Regions from separate parts of the Homo sapiens genome. Here region 2 is linked to region 1. A link is an interaction called in ENCODE POLR2A ChIA-PET data of the cell type or tissue named here. Cell type or tissue: Panc1. All regions are shown on one strand.

Region 1 (8,000 bases):
GAAGGAACATGAACAGATATGGAGCAGCATGATTTCCAGCTGGGCAGTGCTAATCCCAGGAACCCATGAGCCATGTTGCTTCTCTCGCTATCCACACCATGGAGCAGGGACTTGTGTGTGTACCTATCTCTCTGCCTCCTCCCCCGCTGATCCTTGAGTTATCAAAGGCAGGACATGTATCTCATTTACTTTTGTTTCCCCAAAACCATACAGTGCCTGGTATAGAGTTAGAGGCCAACATACCTATTAAACAGGTGGATGAGCTGAAGATTAGCAGATTAATCCAGGAAGTCTTCCTGTAGGAGAGGGCCTGGAGCTGGGGAAAAAAAAAAAGGACAACAGAGATGTGGTGTGGTAGAAAAAAAGGCATAGAGATGTTTAATACAAGTGAGGAACTGATGTGTGTGTGTGTGTGTGTGTGTGTGTGTGTGTAATCAGGGACAAAGCATAGAAAGGACTGCTCCTTTCCTAAATTTGGGAAGAAGTGTTCCGGATCTGCTTTAACAACTTGCATTTTGGAGACAAATATGCCTGAGTTCAAGTCCCACCTCTGACACCACTAACTGTAACTTGGACACAGCACTTTACTTTTGTGAGCCCCAGCTTCCTCACCTGTACAATAGGGATAATAACAAGAACATGTACCTGTCAAGATAGTTAAGAGGGATAAGTAAGATGATATGACACCCTCACACAGGTCCTGACACATGGTAGACCTTTGTTAATTTTGGTCCTCCTGCTTTAAAAACCTGTGTCCTATCCTAGGAGTCCAGGACCTCTTGGTTAACGAATATGTGAAGTTTATCAATCTTTGCCATTGTGCTTGCTTGTGATGCTTCTGTTCTCTGAGCTCCCAGGATCAATAAACCACTGATTTAATGCTACAGGTTGCTTCAGAGTGCACCTGGATGTTTTTGTCAGTGGACCTAGTTTAGCAGGGGTCCAGATGGAATGAAAACATATTTCAGAGTAGAGCTAAACCTAGAGGGACGTGCCCTCAGCTGCCTTCTTTTCCAACATTGTCCAAGGAGTATGATTTAAGCCTGGAAAGCCCTGAAGATGAGAGCTTGGCTCATCAAGGTGACTCCATGTGGCTCTGCCCCAGCTTGGCAGTGTGGCTTGGGATGGCCACTCAGACTTTCTGTTCCCTTCCTTCTGATGGGAATTTAGCACCATTGATTCAGTAGGTTCTAGCCATTTGAGCTCTGGCATGGGCCAATAGGGCGAGCCACACTCACCTGCTAGCAGGAGCTGACTGCCAGTGGAGTTTCAGGAAAAAAGAGGTAGGCAGCGGAAAGGCTAATTCTTTGCTCCCACCTATAGTTCCGGCTGTACTTCCATCTGACAAATCCAGGATCAGAATACACACACACACACACACACACACACACACACACACTGCCCAAATGTACTTCCATCTGACAAATCCAGGATCAGAATACACACACACACACACACACACACACACACACACACACACACACACACTGCCCAAATGGAATGGTATGCAGCCAGTCCCACCTGGAGTCCCAGTTGCCTTTCTCTTTCAAATACAGACTCTCCCGACAGCTATGTGGCGGTGGGGGAGGCGACTACTTGTTGCTCCTTCTCTGAGGCTCCAGGGGCAACTTGGCTTTTCTGTCTCAGGAGGGGCTCCTGGCTGCTCTCCTAGAATGCCCCCTCGCTGTCTGCATCAGAGGCACTGTGGGTTTGGATCGCCCCCTTCCTTCTGCATTTTTAGCATTCTCCCCTCTGGAGATCCCAGGCTGGGTCTAACCTGGGATCCCTGACATTGATGCAAAGGAATGCCGCCTCCAACCTCACACCTGGCTCCTAGGAGTTTAGCACTGTCTTCCTGCCACCTGGGGGGCGGGGTGTCATGTCAACCCTCGAAGAAGCCCCCACTAGCTACCTTCAAAAAAGGCTAAAAAGAAAACTTGGAGAAAGTCCCCAGCCCCCACCAGCCCTTCTCCCCCGCCCTGCCCTTCCCCCCAAGGCAGCCTAGCAGGGACAGGGAGCTGGGGCGGGGGAAGCAGGCAGGCTTTGTGACCTGGGGGTTGTCCCTTTTTTCCCAGGAGGCGAGGAGAGAATGGATCCCGGTCTGAGCTCCCCGCTTCCGTCCCCAGTCTCCAGATACCGGTCCTCGCCTCTCCGCGCCGCGCGCTGCCTCCTCTCCCCGGTGCTAGCAGCGGCCGCTGGCATTTGGAATTCTGCCCACAAAAGGGGGCCTGGAGGAGGAGGAGAGGAGGGACGGAGGCCGGCGGCGAGAAACGGCATTCGGAGTCCAAAACATCATGGGAAAAGGAACCGAGCGGCGGCGGCTCTGAAGGCTGTGCCGCTGCGCCCGACCGCAGTGCATCAGCGTGGCCGCCCTGACATCCCCCAGGATGGTTAACATGGGGCATTATGCGCTGGTTAACAGGCTCCGAGCTGCTCAGCGACTTGTTTTAAGCATTTTCTCTCTCGCTCTCGCTTTTAATCTTGTCTCTAGTGGCGTGTGTAGGGGGGAGGACTTTATTTCCATTGGCTAAGCTCTCCCTTCCCACCCACATCTCTTCCACATCACCTTGGTGTCTCCCTAAATAAAACCAGCCCTCCTTATCGCCTGGAAAAAATCAAGAGCTAGAGTTTGAATGGGTTTTATATAAACACTCACCCCTGTCAGCGTGCGGCTGGGCTCTCAGGATAAACTCACAGCATCTGGCGCGATGCTTGCCTTGCGTTCTCTCCCCTGAACGTCAAGGTTTAAGCAGAGCCCGAGGACTGGGAGCTCTTCTCTGAAATTCGATCAACCTGAAGCCAGTTGCGGAACTGCACGGGGTCCCGATGGACCTCAAGGAAAGCCCCAGTGAGGGCAGCCTGCAACCTTCTAGCATCCAGATCTTTGCCAACACCTCCACCCTCCATGGCATCCGCCACATCTTCGTGTATGGGCCGCTGACCATCCGGCGTGTGCTGTGGGCAGTGGCCTTCGTGGGCTCTCTGGGCCTGCTGCTGGTGGAGAGCTCTGAGAGGGTGTCCTACTACTTCTCCTACCAGCATGTCACTAAGGTGGACGAAGTGGTGGCTCAAAGCCTGGTCTTCCCAGCTGTGACCCTCTGTAACCTGAATGGCTTCCGGTTCTCCAGGCTCACCACCAATGACCTGTACCATGCTGGGGAGCTGCTGGCCCTGCTGGATGTCAACCTGCAGATCCCGGACCCCCATCTGGCTGACCCCTCCGTGCTGGAGGCCCTGCGGCAGAAGGCCAACTTCAAGCACTACAAACCCAAGCAGTTCAGCATGCTGGAGTTCCTGCACCGTGTGGGCCATGACCTGAAGGATATGATGCTCTACTGCAAGTTCAAAGGGCAGGAGTGCGGCCACCAAGACTTCACCACAGTGAGTACTTGGTTTTCAGCTCACTCTGTCTGGTCCTCTGGAGAAGTGGTGCGCCGGTGGTCTCCTGCTTGGTTTGGGGTTTCCTTGTGCTTTGGGACAGGAGAGAGAGCAGTGCCTCACCTGAAGGCCACGAGGGTAGTTGGTCAGAGTTGTGCGAGCTGGTTGCAGGGAAGGCTACCGGCCAGGATAGAGCACTGCTGTCAGATCAAATATGGAGGGTGAGTGGGGGGCTTGCGGTGGGGGATCACTTCCCCAGACGTGCTCAGTTGGCTTCCTCCCAGTCAGAGGGAGGAGGCCTGGGCTGTCCGTTGTCCGGTCCGCTTGGTGTCCGAGCTGTGTGATTGGAACAGCTTGTCATTGACGAGGTGGCATTCTGTGTGTGTGTGCGTGTGCGTGTGCGTGTGTGTCTCTCTCTGCTCGGAAGTGGCATCAGGCACTGCATCCTGTGGGCTGGGCTGGAGCTAAAGCCGTCAGAGAAGGGGGTGTGGGGCCCAGGCAGTCTGGCTGGCTCCGGTGGCTTTGGGAGCTTGCTGGAGCAGGTGATGCTGCAGAGGTGTGGAAGTCTCCTTGCTTCCTTTCCTTGTGTGAATTCTAAGCTCCATGTGGGGAGAGGAGAGGCCGGGCACCCCAGGGCTCCATCTGATCTGTTGGCAGGTTGAAGCCAAGAGATGTTCAGAGTGCTTGGGCAGAGAGGAGGGTCTGGGCGGAGGCACGTGTGCAAGAGGGTCAGGGAGATGCCTGTGAGGGTGAACCAGTCCCGGCTGCCTTGTCTGGGAGCTTTGGCTTGAAACTCAAAGGCTCGGTTTTCTCTCTGTATAATCACTTAACGACGTGGATGCAGGAGGAGGGGTGCAGGGAGGGGGCGAACAGCTGTGGGAATGGAAAGCCTGGGGGAGGAGTGTGGAGCTGAGTAAAGAGGAAAAGCGGAGGGGGATGTGGCTTACGTTCAGGATGGGGCTTACTGGAGGGGCAGAGAGGAAAGGACGAGAGGAGCACTGTTGCTGCCAGGGTTCTCCAGTTAGTGGGCTGCTAGGCATAACTTGGCATAATAGGTCATACAGCAGCTGCTGACTACTGTTTGCTGCCAGGCACGTCTGGGTATCAGGGGCTGTGGGACCCTCCAGAAGTCCAGTGTGGCTGCTTCCCCCATAGCTGCCTTAGGGAGGATTGAGAGCTTTTGAGTCTCAGAACGTTGAGCCAAAATGCAATTGCAAGTTGGGAATAGCAGGTATAGCAGTTGGGAAGGGGCTGACCTGTGATCCAGCACTTGTCTAGGGTCCTCTGCCTAATGAAGACATTGCTTACCTTTCCTGTGCTGCATCCATTCCCTACCCCCTCTTGGATTCACCAGCCTCTTGATCTGAGGTTCTTTTAATGCCATAACCAGTCTCTGCCTGTAGCCTCTGTAATTGCTGTTGGCTATCTCTGATTCTGAAAAAGCCCAGAGTGCCGGGGGCATTGCCTCTCGCAGTCTGTGTGCTAGAACTCTGTTTCTTGGAGGAGCTGTTTTGTATTATCCCTTTTAAGCCTTGTGAGGAAGAGCACAGCAAAATCGGCAGTAGTGTATGCTAAAGAGGAAGCCAGTCTGAGCTGGGAGAAGGGACCAGTAATATTGGAAGCTCTTCTAAATGCAGCAAACAGGATCCTAAAACATGTCATGCACAAATGATGTCTTAGGTGGCTTGAGGAGAGATAGAGAAAATGCCTTATTCTTGGAGGCTGAAGCCATCACTATATTCCACCCCGTTCTTTCTAGCGCCTGGCAACGCTCGGCTTCACCACTGCACCGTGCAGCTTGGAAATGCACTCAGCTGTTCCTCTGTCTGCCTGAACACACATGGAACACACAGACGACACAGAGGGTGACACAGAGAGAAACTGTAATAAGTAGCAGACTCTGGGTTGAGTTCTCTAGCTTCCTCCTGACTGCATGTCCAACTGGTGGCTTCTTCTGAATCCATGTCTAAGTTCCATTTAGAAGTAAATGTTTTTTGACCCCAGGCTATTGTTTTATACTTGGACCATCTTTTTACTTGCTGAGGTCCCAAGAGGTCTTTAAGATCAGGCCTTAAAGTTCGCCTGAGCTTTTGACCTCTTTGTAATGTTTCCCAAATAGTGAAATTGCCTATGGATAATATTTACTACTCTGTCAGTGGCATGTCATTATCTGCTGTCCTCAGCAAGTTCAAGAGTAATCTATTTGAGTGTCCATTCCTCAGGCTGGCCCTCTATGTGTGACCTTCCCCATCATTGAAAAGGGGGTGAGCCTCAGTGCTGCTGTTCAAGTTGTTCAGGGAGTATCAGAAAAAGCATCTACTCCAGGACAGCCCAACGAGGCTCCAGCAGGGAGGCTGGTCTCTGGCCCCAGCTGGGCACAGTGGGCAGCAATGCTGAGCCTTTACTAGAGGGAACATGATGCTGAGTTTGCTCAAGACCTTGTAGTGAGGAGTACTCCTCCCAACTCATCCTTTGTCCCTCTGTCTTTTTTTGGCCTGGGATATAAGCATCCTTCTTATTGGGCTGCCATACCAGAAGAGGGCAGAGAGCCTGGACAGGTGGTTGTTGGAGAAGCCACTTGACCCGCCTTCTCTTATTCATTTTCTCTGCTGTGCATCCCTCTCCAGTTGGCTTATTTTTGAGGCTCTATCTAGGATTGTACCATGCTAGGTGACTTCTTTCTTTAAGTGCGGTGGCTGACTTATTAGAGAAGTTAAGTATGGGGGAAGGGATGTCACAAGGGGATGGCTTTTCTCTGTATTTCTTTTTCTATGAAGCATATCTAGTGGCATCTCCAGTGCAAATGCTCTAGCATAAGCTTTCTTATTCCAAGCTCTTAGCTGATGTGCAATGAAGTGTGTAATACCCTTTAATTAGTGAATGAGCCATGATTCTAGCAGAGTGAGAGAAGGCTGTCTGCGGAGGGTAAAAGTCCCAGGGAAGCCAGGTGTGGGATGCTGACTACAATGTAAACAGGTGTGCTTCATGCTCATGCAAGTACACTCTTAGCCCTCAACTAGGACAATCTGATTTCAGATAAGCACACGTTTTTTCCCTCCTGGAAAAGCAGAAGACAGCTTTGATTCCAGATTGTCTACTTAGGGAGGTTGCCTCATTGACCTAGAGTGGAAGGAAGGAGGAGGGATTGTGTCTCTGCCCATGGTGTTGGATAATGTGAGTGCAAGATTAAGAGCAGAAAGACAAAGGTTTGAAGCCCAGCTACAACATTGTCTTTCTTATTCCCTGGTTGTATCTTGCGTCCTCTCTAGGCCTCGACTTGGTCATCTAACATGTGATAGTAATATTTGACTTACTAACCCACAGGGATGTTGGGAGGCAATATATGTGTACACTGTGCCAGCTACAAAGATGGAAGGTGGGGTTGGTTTCCATATTAGTAGTCGGGCTATTCACAGGAGTCAGACCTGATGAGTAAAGCTATGAAAGATGAAACCAGGGAGGGAGAGGTGGCTACTGCTTTCTCTGTTTGGAGCAGTGGGTTTACATCCAACCTGACTGAGATGGGGTTTCTTAGAATGGAGGTCACAGTTGGATTCGATAGTTAACTCTTGCTGACAGGTGGTGGCCCTACTGCTTGTGTCCAGGACATGGTTATTTTATGTTTTTTCTCTGCTCATCATGTTAGGGGTCATCTGACTCCAAGTACAGAAATACAAATGACATTTCAGTTTCATACTTAACCTACTTTCATAGTTGTATGTGTTTGTATTTTAAATTTGAGATTTCTTAGGAAATACATTTCTTTCTTTCCTTAACAAAAGAAAGGTCTCTCCACTATGAGATCTTGTTAGAGGCATTGTGTAGATCTTGTTAACTGACATCACCTAACATTATAGAGATGGTGGAGGTGAAGGTTTAGGAAGATCACATCTTTGGAATTCTTGCACAAGGCCAAATGGGTCCATAGCTAATCTAGTCTATCTTTTTTAAAAAAATTATTATTATTATACTAGGAACATGTAGGTGAAGAATGTGAGTTTTAGGGAGAAATCTGAGTTGGAATTCCAACTCTGCCACCAATTTGCTGTATATTTTTGGACAAGTTTCTTAACCTTGATTGTCTCATCTCTAAATTAGGAACAATAATACCTATCACTTAGAGCTATCGTGCTGACTCAGTGCCATAAAATATGTGAAGGCCTACTATGTGGCAGGTGCCTAGAGCAGGGTAGGCCTCTTGCTTTGCTTAGTGTCCCGCAGGAGCTCACTCAACTCTCAGTCCAGTGGTTTGCTCACTATTCCATACTATAACTTCACCAACAGCTTTGGAGCACAGGCAACTGCTGTGTTGGTGGTATTCTCAATTCTCATTATATATTAAGCTTTCACTTTTCTCTGTGCTCTTCATATTAATTCTGCTGCTCAAACGTCCTCTCCTTACCCACCATCTTGGCTTCCACATCGAATCCCATGCTCCCAAACTCAACTCTAGGAAGCTCACTTGTCCTGTGCCAGCCCCTCTCCCCACGCCAGGAATGGGTGACCTATGCACCCTGTGCACAGCTTTTATAGCAGTGTGTCATAGTGCTTCATGCATGGTTATTCCTTTGTCAATCAAATAGAGCACCTATTGTGCAGTGTGATAAAAATAGCCTAAAGCC
Region 2 (8,000 bases), 240 kb before region 1:
TTGAGTTAGAACTGTCTCTCACCCTGGATCACAAAGCAACAAACCCTTCAAGGACAGCTGCAAAGTGAATTTTTTAAATCTCAAGGTTATGTGTAATTTAAAAAGTTTAATATCTTGCAAAATAAGAAAACATATATTATTTAAATACTCTCTTTTTTTTCCTATAAATTACCTGGGGGAGGGAAAGAGAGAAAGAGAAGAGAGAAAAGGACAAATACAGAGACAGACAGAGAGAGAGTACTTTCAAATATCATTTAAGGCCTAAATGCCACAGGCTTTAAAAATTCAACACAATTCTCATGCATTCTTTCCCACAGGGGGCTACCCTTTCAACAATGACCTTTAAAAAAACTCAAGCCAACAAATAGCTCTGATACTGAAGACATGTGTACTTTATCAGCCTGGACATTCTACCGCTGACAATATAAATTTATTTGCCCAAATTGTCAGTATTTTTGGTACTAGATCTTAGGATCTAACAGATTCTTGTGGACCACGTGTGTTTGGGGCGATTCAGTCCTGGGTTCTTCTGAGATAAGATGGTTTAAATATTTCCCATTTTTTACGGTTGTAAAAATTTCATTTTAACCTTCTATCTGCTATGATTTATCTGTACACTCTGGAGGGGAGTCAGGGTTGGTACACAGAGAACTGTATAAAAAAATCAATTAAATTGCAGGTGCTATCTCCCCAAAGATCTCAAATAAAGCATCAAAAGCCAGTGTTGCACCGTGGAAAGGCCATGGTGCTTGAAGTCTGAAGACCTGGGTTCATGTCTTGGTGTCATTAATAAGCTCCCAGAGGAAGCCATAGGGCCAGAGAGTGAAGCCTTTCTAGATAACAGCAACCAGAGGCTGGTGTTTTGCAGGCATCCTGGAGAGAGCAACCCTCTTGAGAAACACAGGGAGTAAGACTCTGCTTAAAATTAAAACTGAACAATTGCACACTGAGAGTCTGATAGTTCTTTGTAATTAATATTAAACATATTGACATGTGGAAGTGAATCTTCTCATCTCAGACTAGTATGGGATCAGAATAGCTTGAGTCAAGTTTCAGCAGGTCCTGAATGGGCTCAACACATAGAAATAATTTCCTTAGCTAAGAGATTCACTAGTTGCTGGGGAGGAGGAATTGGGAGTTACTTATTAGAATTTTACTCTAAAGTGTGTGATTGCAAATACTCTATTCTCAGTCCTTTGCCTATCTTCAAAGACTCAAATATAACAGTCCTTTCAGGTATTAAAAAAAAGTAAGCTGTAAACGGTTGTCTATATTTGCTGCCTCCAATTTTTTTCTTCCATTTTCTCTTGAATCCACTCAGATAATTTTTACCCAGTCCCCCAGGGACCAATGCTAAAACCAGTGGTCAATTCTCAATTTTCATTCTCCTTGAGTTATGCAAAACATTTGACTATGTTGATCACTCCTTCCTTTCTGAAATATTTTCTTCCCTTGACTTCCAGGACACCATATTCTCCTGGTTTTTCTATCATGCCACCACCACCTCCCCACCATGGTTCCTTCTCAGTGTCTTTTCTTGGTTTCTCCTCATCTTCCTGACATTTTAACAATGGAGTATGCCAGGTCTCAGTCAATAGACCTTATGTCTTCTTCACCTATGTCCGAGCCCTGTTGATCAGGCCCAGTGGTATGGCTTTAATAACCATCTGTAGGTTAAACCATAAGAGATTACCATTTTGTAGGTCAAAATGGTTGGATGTTGATATTTTCATGTGGTTAAACCTAATGGCTCTCAAACATTATTGCTCACAAACTCCAGATACCCTCATCTACCTGTATATCAAGCTTAATATTTTCCCTTGGGTGTCTAAGAGGAATTATGAGCATAGCATGGCCAAAACCAAACTGATAACCCCTTGCCATTCTCCTCACCCTCCATCAAATCTGTTCTTCCTGTATTCTTGCTTATTTCAGTTCATGGTAAGTTCATTTTTTGAGTTGTTCAGCTAAAAACTAATCCTTGGAGTTACCCTTGGATCTTCTATTTCTCTATTGCCAACTCCAGGGCACCTGCAAATCCTCTGGACTCTGACATCACAGTATATCCAACCCTCTCACATGTTGGCTCGAGGCATTATCATCTCTCATTTGGCTTATGCCATCTCCTCCTAACTGATCTCCTTGCTTCTGTCCTTTACCCCCCAACAGCCAGATGACTCCTGTTAAGACACAACTTACATCATGTCAGTCCTTTGTTGAAAACTTCTCCAGGGGTTAACTGACTTAGAGTCAAAGCCAGAGTCTTTACAATGGCATCTTAGTCTCTGCAGATAACTGATTGTTACTTCCTCCTTGATGTTAACCCTGGACTCTTCCTCTCCTTCCCTCCAGGCACACTGGCCTCCTTGTTGTTCTTTCAGGAGTGCATCTGCACAGGGGCTTTGCATTGGCTGTTTTTTCTCCTGGACCTCTTCTTCCCTGGATGGCTGCATGGTTAACTCCCTTATTGCCTTCAAAACTGCTTATGTGTTGGCTGGGTGTGGTGGCTCAAGCCTGTAATCCCAGTACTTTGGGAGGCTGAGGCGAGTAGATCACTTGAGGTCAGGAGTTTGAGACCAGCCTGGCCAACATGGAGAAACCCCGTTTCTCCTAAAAATACAAAAATCAGCTGAGCATGGTGGTGCCTGCCTGTAATCCCAGCTACTTGGGAGGCTGAGGCAGGAGAATTGCTTGAACCCGGGAGACAGAGGTTGCAGTGAACTGAGAAGGCACCACTGCACTCCACCCACCTGGGCAACAGAGTGAGACTCTGTCTGAAAACAAAAAAGAATTGCTTACATGTCACTTTCTGGTGAGGCCTTCCCTGACTATCCACTTCCAAATTGCATCCCTCTCTCCAACCTTCCTGAATTCATTTGTCTCTTTTCAGTCTCCCCAAACCAGGAAGGAATTTCTCTCTATGTCCCTCATTGACATATCCCACCCCAGAAAAGCATAAGGCACATAGTGGTGTTCAATCCATACCTGTTGAACAAATAACTAGGTACCAGGCCCAAGCCTGTTTGTGGGAGGATGGATATTGCCAGAAGAACTTCAGGGGGCTTGTTTTCTAAGGAGAAAATAAGGGCTGCCACAGTCAACAGAGAAATGCAGCCAGGCCTAAAGCAGCCACAGCATATTTGTCATTATGTTTTTCAAACCCCCTATTTCCACTTTCTGCCACCGTGTGCCAGACCCATGCAAAGGGCTATGTATTCAAGAAGGGCAAATCCAGACTGGTCCTTGCTCTCACGGAGCTTGTATTTAGGGGAGGAGACAGACACTAATCAAATAAATAATCACAGACACATGAATGAAACTGGAGCTCAGACAAGTGCAGTGAGGGAGAAAACAGTGCAATGAGGGTTTAATCGGGGGCATTTGGGAAGGCTTCTCGGAGGAAGTGACACTTCCTGTAAGCTGGGATGGATGGGGAGATGTGCGCTTGCTGGACCTGAAATAGAAGCCTGCTCCTCTAGTCACACTGATTGATGCAGAAGTGGGTATCTGACTCCTGCCAGGCCAGTGACTGTCATTCCCTGGGGGTTTTCTAACTGGAGATGGGAGAAAGTGACTCTTTTTTTCTCAAGTGCCTGAGCTTTTGGCCATGAGCCCAGAGCTGCTGGTGTGAAGGCTGCCATTGGAGGAAAGAATCAAGGCCCCATGAAGAGGACATTAGACCTATGGGGGCAGGGCAGCTCTGACAGGCTGTGAGGTCCCTGTTCCAGTGCCCCCCAGATTCAGTTCTACTCCTTTCTTGAGTTTTCTATTGCATTGAGGCAATAAATTGGGCTATATGGGCTGATGAACTAGGTCAGTGGTTTAGGCTAGGTCAACTTAGAAATTTTTTGTCCCTTGCAATACAAGCATCCTGCTCAATCCCCTTCACCCCATAAGAGGAACAGTGGGCTGGACAGGCAGGGGTTCCCTGAGAGAAGCTCAACATAGCAAGACTCCAAACCTCCTTGTCTGGTTCTTTTCTCTTTCTCAGCACTGAAATCTCTTCCTCCAAGGGCCGTGTCAGAAGGAGAGGGGTCATAGACTCCAGGGAAGGCAGTGGTGACAATGACCTTGGATAGAGCTGAACCAGATGGGGGTTCAGCTGGTTTACCCAGTGTCTTGCTTTTTCTAAAGGGACATGTAAGGTCTAGAAGAAAATTGTCTCTGGGTCAAAGATTAAATAATTATTACTCGATGTTTCCCTTTCCTTTCTTATATTTTATTTTAGATGTCTCCTGGTGTACAATTCAAAAATTTCATGTACTGAAAAGCAAGTCTCTCTTTGTCCCTCGACACCAGTCCCTCTTCTTAGAGACACTTTCTCACGTATCCTTCCAGAGGAAGTTTACACACACACACACACACACTCACACACACATTTGAGTGAATATGATTTCACCTAAAGGTTATATACCATGCATGCAGTTCCATCCTTTTCCATTAGTACTTTATGTATTTTGAATATTGTTCCATATAAGCACACATAAAGTGGCTTTATTTTTCTAAATAGTTGCAAAATATTCTATTATATAGAGCTAACATATAAGTAACTAGTTTTCAGTTAATGGCTATTTAGCTTGTTTCCAATATTTTGTCATTATAAAAGTTTTCTTGAGTATTCAAAGATGCTACAGTATATCTTACTTACGGGCCTATCTGTAGGATACATTTTGGGATGTTTTCCCTTTCATTTCATTTTGTCTTTCTGTGGATATGAAATGTACACACACTCTCTCTCTCTCCTGGCTCAGAGAGAGGGTGTAATTAGGTGAAGGGCACAGAGTGAGTGATGAGCTATGTCAATTAGAGCTCAGGCTCGTTGTCCCCAAGCCCAGCAGCGGCCCTGCCCATTCCAAGTGGCCTCTGTGGCCGACGAGAGAATGCAACTGTTGCTGGGCTGAATAAGGTGCAGGAGTAGGGCAGGGAGGTGACCACACCTCAAACTGTTGATAAGGCAATGAATACCAAGGCAGGGGCTACCCAGGGTATCTAGACCTGGGGAAGGAGAGGTTGAAAGAGGCAGGATACAGAAAGCAAACTTAGAAGTGAAAACCGAAGGCAAATAGCCATTCTTCCTTTCTTCGATTGTAACAGAAATTTTGACTGGGATCATGGCCACCCCGAATAAAAACCACATTTTCTAGCCTCCCATCCAGCAAGGCTCTAACTTCTAGGCTGGAAAGGGATGTGTCCTGTGATGGCCTTCAGCAACCCTAGTAGAAAGGCAGGGTATGCCCCCATCGCCCCTCTTCCTCATCTTGCCCCTGCTGCCTGGAGTGCAGGTGCCCTCAGCTTGGGTTGTTGGATGGGGGCCATACACTGGGGCAGAGAGAAGCTGCTAGAAGGAGCCTGGTCCTTAACAACTTTGCAGAACCAGCCTGGACCTCAGGCCTGTGGACTTTTATCTGAGAGATTAAAAACTCCTCTCATGCTTAAGCTAGGATTGTTTTGGGTTTCTTTGTGCAGCTGAATCCAATTTTAGTTGATACAGAAGGCTGGCATGTTAAGCATGCTGAGTTCTTACAGTTATGGCAGTGGATTTGCACCGGGCTCCACTTGCTAGATTACCTGTCAGCCTTGCTTGGGGGCATATGAGGAACAAAGGTAGTGCTGAGTCAGGGAACCTGGTCCTCACCTGGCTTTGATGCTGACCATATGTCATGTGGCTTTATGCAAATGACCCTCCCCTCTGGGCCTCCGTTTTCTCATGTAGAAAATGAGAGGTTTGGGTCAGAAAACCTTTGAGATCCCTTCCAACTCTGAACACTAAGCTATCAATCAGATGCTTGGCTTGACCTGTACCTCTTTGGCTATTCCCTTCCCACCAGAGAGGTGGTGATCTGTCTGTCCCCTCAATTGCTCAAGGCATTTCACTCGTACCCCCCTGGCACTATGGTCCCATTTTCCTTAGATCTTTCTTCTCTGCTAAATTCTCTGAAGACAGATTCTCAGTCTTCATGTTATAACCTTGCCCAGCTTCTAGAACAGGGCCTTGGGCGTAATGAGTGAGTGCTCAGGAAACATGTCAGATAGGTGATCTGTGGATACAGTCATGTTGGGGCTCAAGATGAAAAGGAGACTGAAATCTGCAGGAAGGTCTACAATGAAGAACATCACCAAGCAAGGTCCACCTACCTTGGCATGGCTGGTCTGAAGCACTGGTCTCCCATGGTAACCAGGCGGATCCACTGGGGCCCTGGTGGAAAGGAAAGAGCGTGGACATGAAGTCAGACGGGCCTTGATGACCCTTACCAGCTAGGTGGCTTTTGGCACTTTGACAAACTTCCTTGAGCCTGAGTGCTTTCTTTTAAGAATATACCATGCCTGTCCTTCAGGACTGCTGAGGCACCTCAATGAAGAGACTCACGTCAAGTTCCTATTGTAACCCCTGGCAGACAGCAGGGGCTTGGTGAAAGCCCATCACCCTTCGTCCCTCCATCCCAAAGCATTCTTGCAATATCCTGTCAGGGAAAGCAGAGAGACTTCAAGGGTAAAGACCAGTGGCTGCTTGTTTTCTTCAGGGGAGGATTAGGTCACGAGTGATCTTTGCAATGAACTCTCCTGATGCAGCATTGGGTTCCACACCTTCAACTGTCTCCTTTTTGGGTTCATGATCTCCCACCTCTGTACAGCAGCAGACAAAAGAAGCTACATGAAGGCAGCCTGGGCTCAAGATCATAGATATGAATGCATCCTGTATCACTAGACCTCCTCCTGCTAGATCACCTCCCTAAGTATTTGTCATCAGCGTGTGGGGTCAAATTGAGGAGCCACTTCCAGGGAGAGGTGATATCAGGAGTAAGTGGATCACAGGCCTAGACTTCTTCACTGGCAGCCTGCACAGAAACCACAGTCCTGGACCAAGACCGAGGAGTGAGCCCAGCCACAGGCAGCCACTGGGAATGGAGTAGGAACCAGGGAAGGGATTTTGGAGGGGTGAATGAATCATTATTTATCAGTTACGTTATGTCAGGCTCCAACGTGTGGATGAAGTCTGACAACCCTTGGGCCTGACATTAATCCTGCTGTTTATCAGCTGTTTGTCATAGGAAAATCACTTAACTTCTCTGAGTCTGTCTCCTTCTCTGTAAATGGATATGAAAACATTCATTGGATAGAGTTGTCGTGAAAGTTTAATGAAATTGCATGCACCCCAGCATGTAACAGTAGTTACTATTCTTACAGCTGTATTTTCTCCTCCCAACTACTCAGTAAGGTAGATATCACCTTTCCATCTCAGAGATGAGAAAATGAAAGCTCAAGAAGGTGAGGTCTTGCTTATAGCCATACAGCTAGGAAAGACACAAATGGTCTATTATCCCAAATCTTTCATGCCCTCCAATTCCATTCTGGTTTCACGCAGACCAGATGGAAGCTGGGAGAGAGCAGGGGGCTGAGGAACCGCCACCCACACCCACTTTGCCCTACAGCAGCTCTGCCTCCCCATGTATGCTGCTGAGGTGGAGGCAAAGTTTTACCCACAAGGGTTTCCCTTCCCAGCCTTGTTGCTAATTTTCGTCTCTGTGGTTTGGTCCTCCTCTGTCACACCTTCCTGTGATGTGCCCTTACCCCCACCCCTCAGCCAGGGAGATACTGTTGAATGCCCCACTGGGTGGTTATTTATGTGATCTTCCATCTCTTTCCTTCTGAGTGGTTTATTCCTCCTCGTTCTCATCCTGCCCACACAGGAGCTTGGCGAGAATCACTGTCTCCTAGTGTGGACAACAAAAAGAGAAGGAACAAAGTGGGTGAGCAGCTTTCCCCAGGATTACATGGCAAGAAAGTCCCTGTGGCCAGTCAGCTCCCTAGTGGCTGCCTTGAGCAGAGGGTGACAAAGAAAAGGACAGAGACCCCAGCCTGATAGCCTCCCCATTTACCTTTGCTCCATGCATATCAGGCTCACTCCCCGGGGCTGGGGAAATGTCTACCTTGACTTTGCGGTAGAGGTTTGGATCTTTCTGGGTATCTGCATCTTCTCCCATGCTCCTTCCCCTCTCCCT

The links. Peaks named below come from ENCODE experiments on the same cell type or tissue, not always from the same donor. Only the 100,000 strongest peaks of a DNase experiment are listed, where the experiment ranks them.
Region 2: POLR2A ChIA-PET joins it to region 1 with 26 read pairs; 2 of 35 experiments call an interaction of 5 or more read pairs at or near these places.

What each region holds. Positions count from the first base shown.
Region 1 is chr17:34,151,359-34,159,358 of GRCh38, reverse strand. LOC105371735 (a long non-coding RNA gene) reads right to left here and starts at 3,760. Exons shown (of 4, transcript NR_188344.1): 1 at 2,657-3,760; 2 at 244-316. It also overlaps a transcript of ASIC2 not described here. RefSeq lists an enhancer at 1,720-2,274 and a silencer at 2,574-2,732. In Panc1, no CTCF peak of the experiment used is centred here; no DNase peak of the experiment used is centred here; H3K27me3 peaks cover 178 bases.
Region 2 is chr17:34,389,063-34,397,062 of GRCh38, reverse strand. No RefSeq gene overlaps it. Among named protein-coding and RNA genes, the nearest start is that of CCL1, 30 kb to the right of the region's middle. In Panc1, no CTCF peak of the experiment used is centred here; no DNase peak of the experiment used is centred here; H3K27me3 peaks cover 370 bases.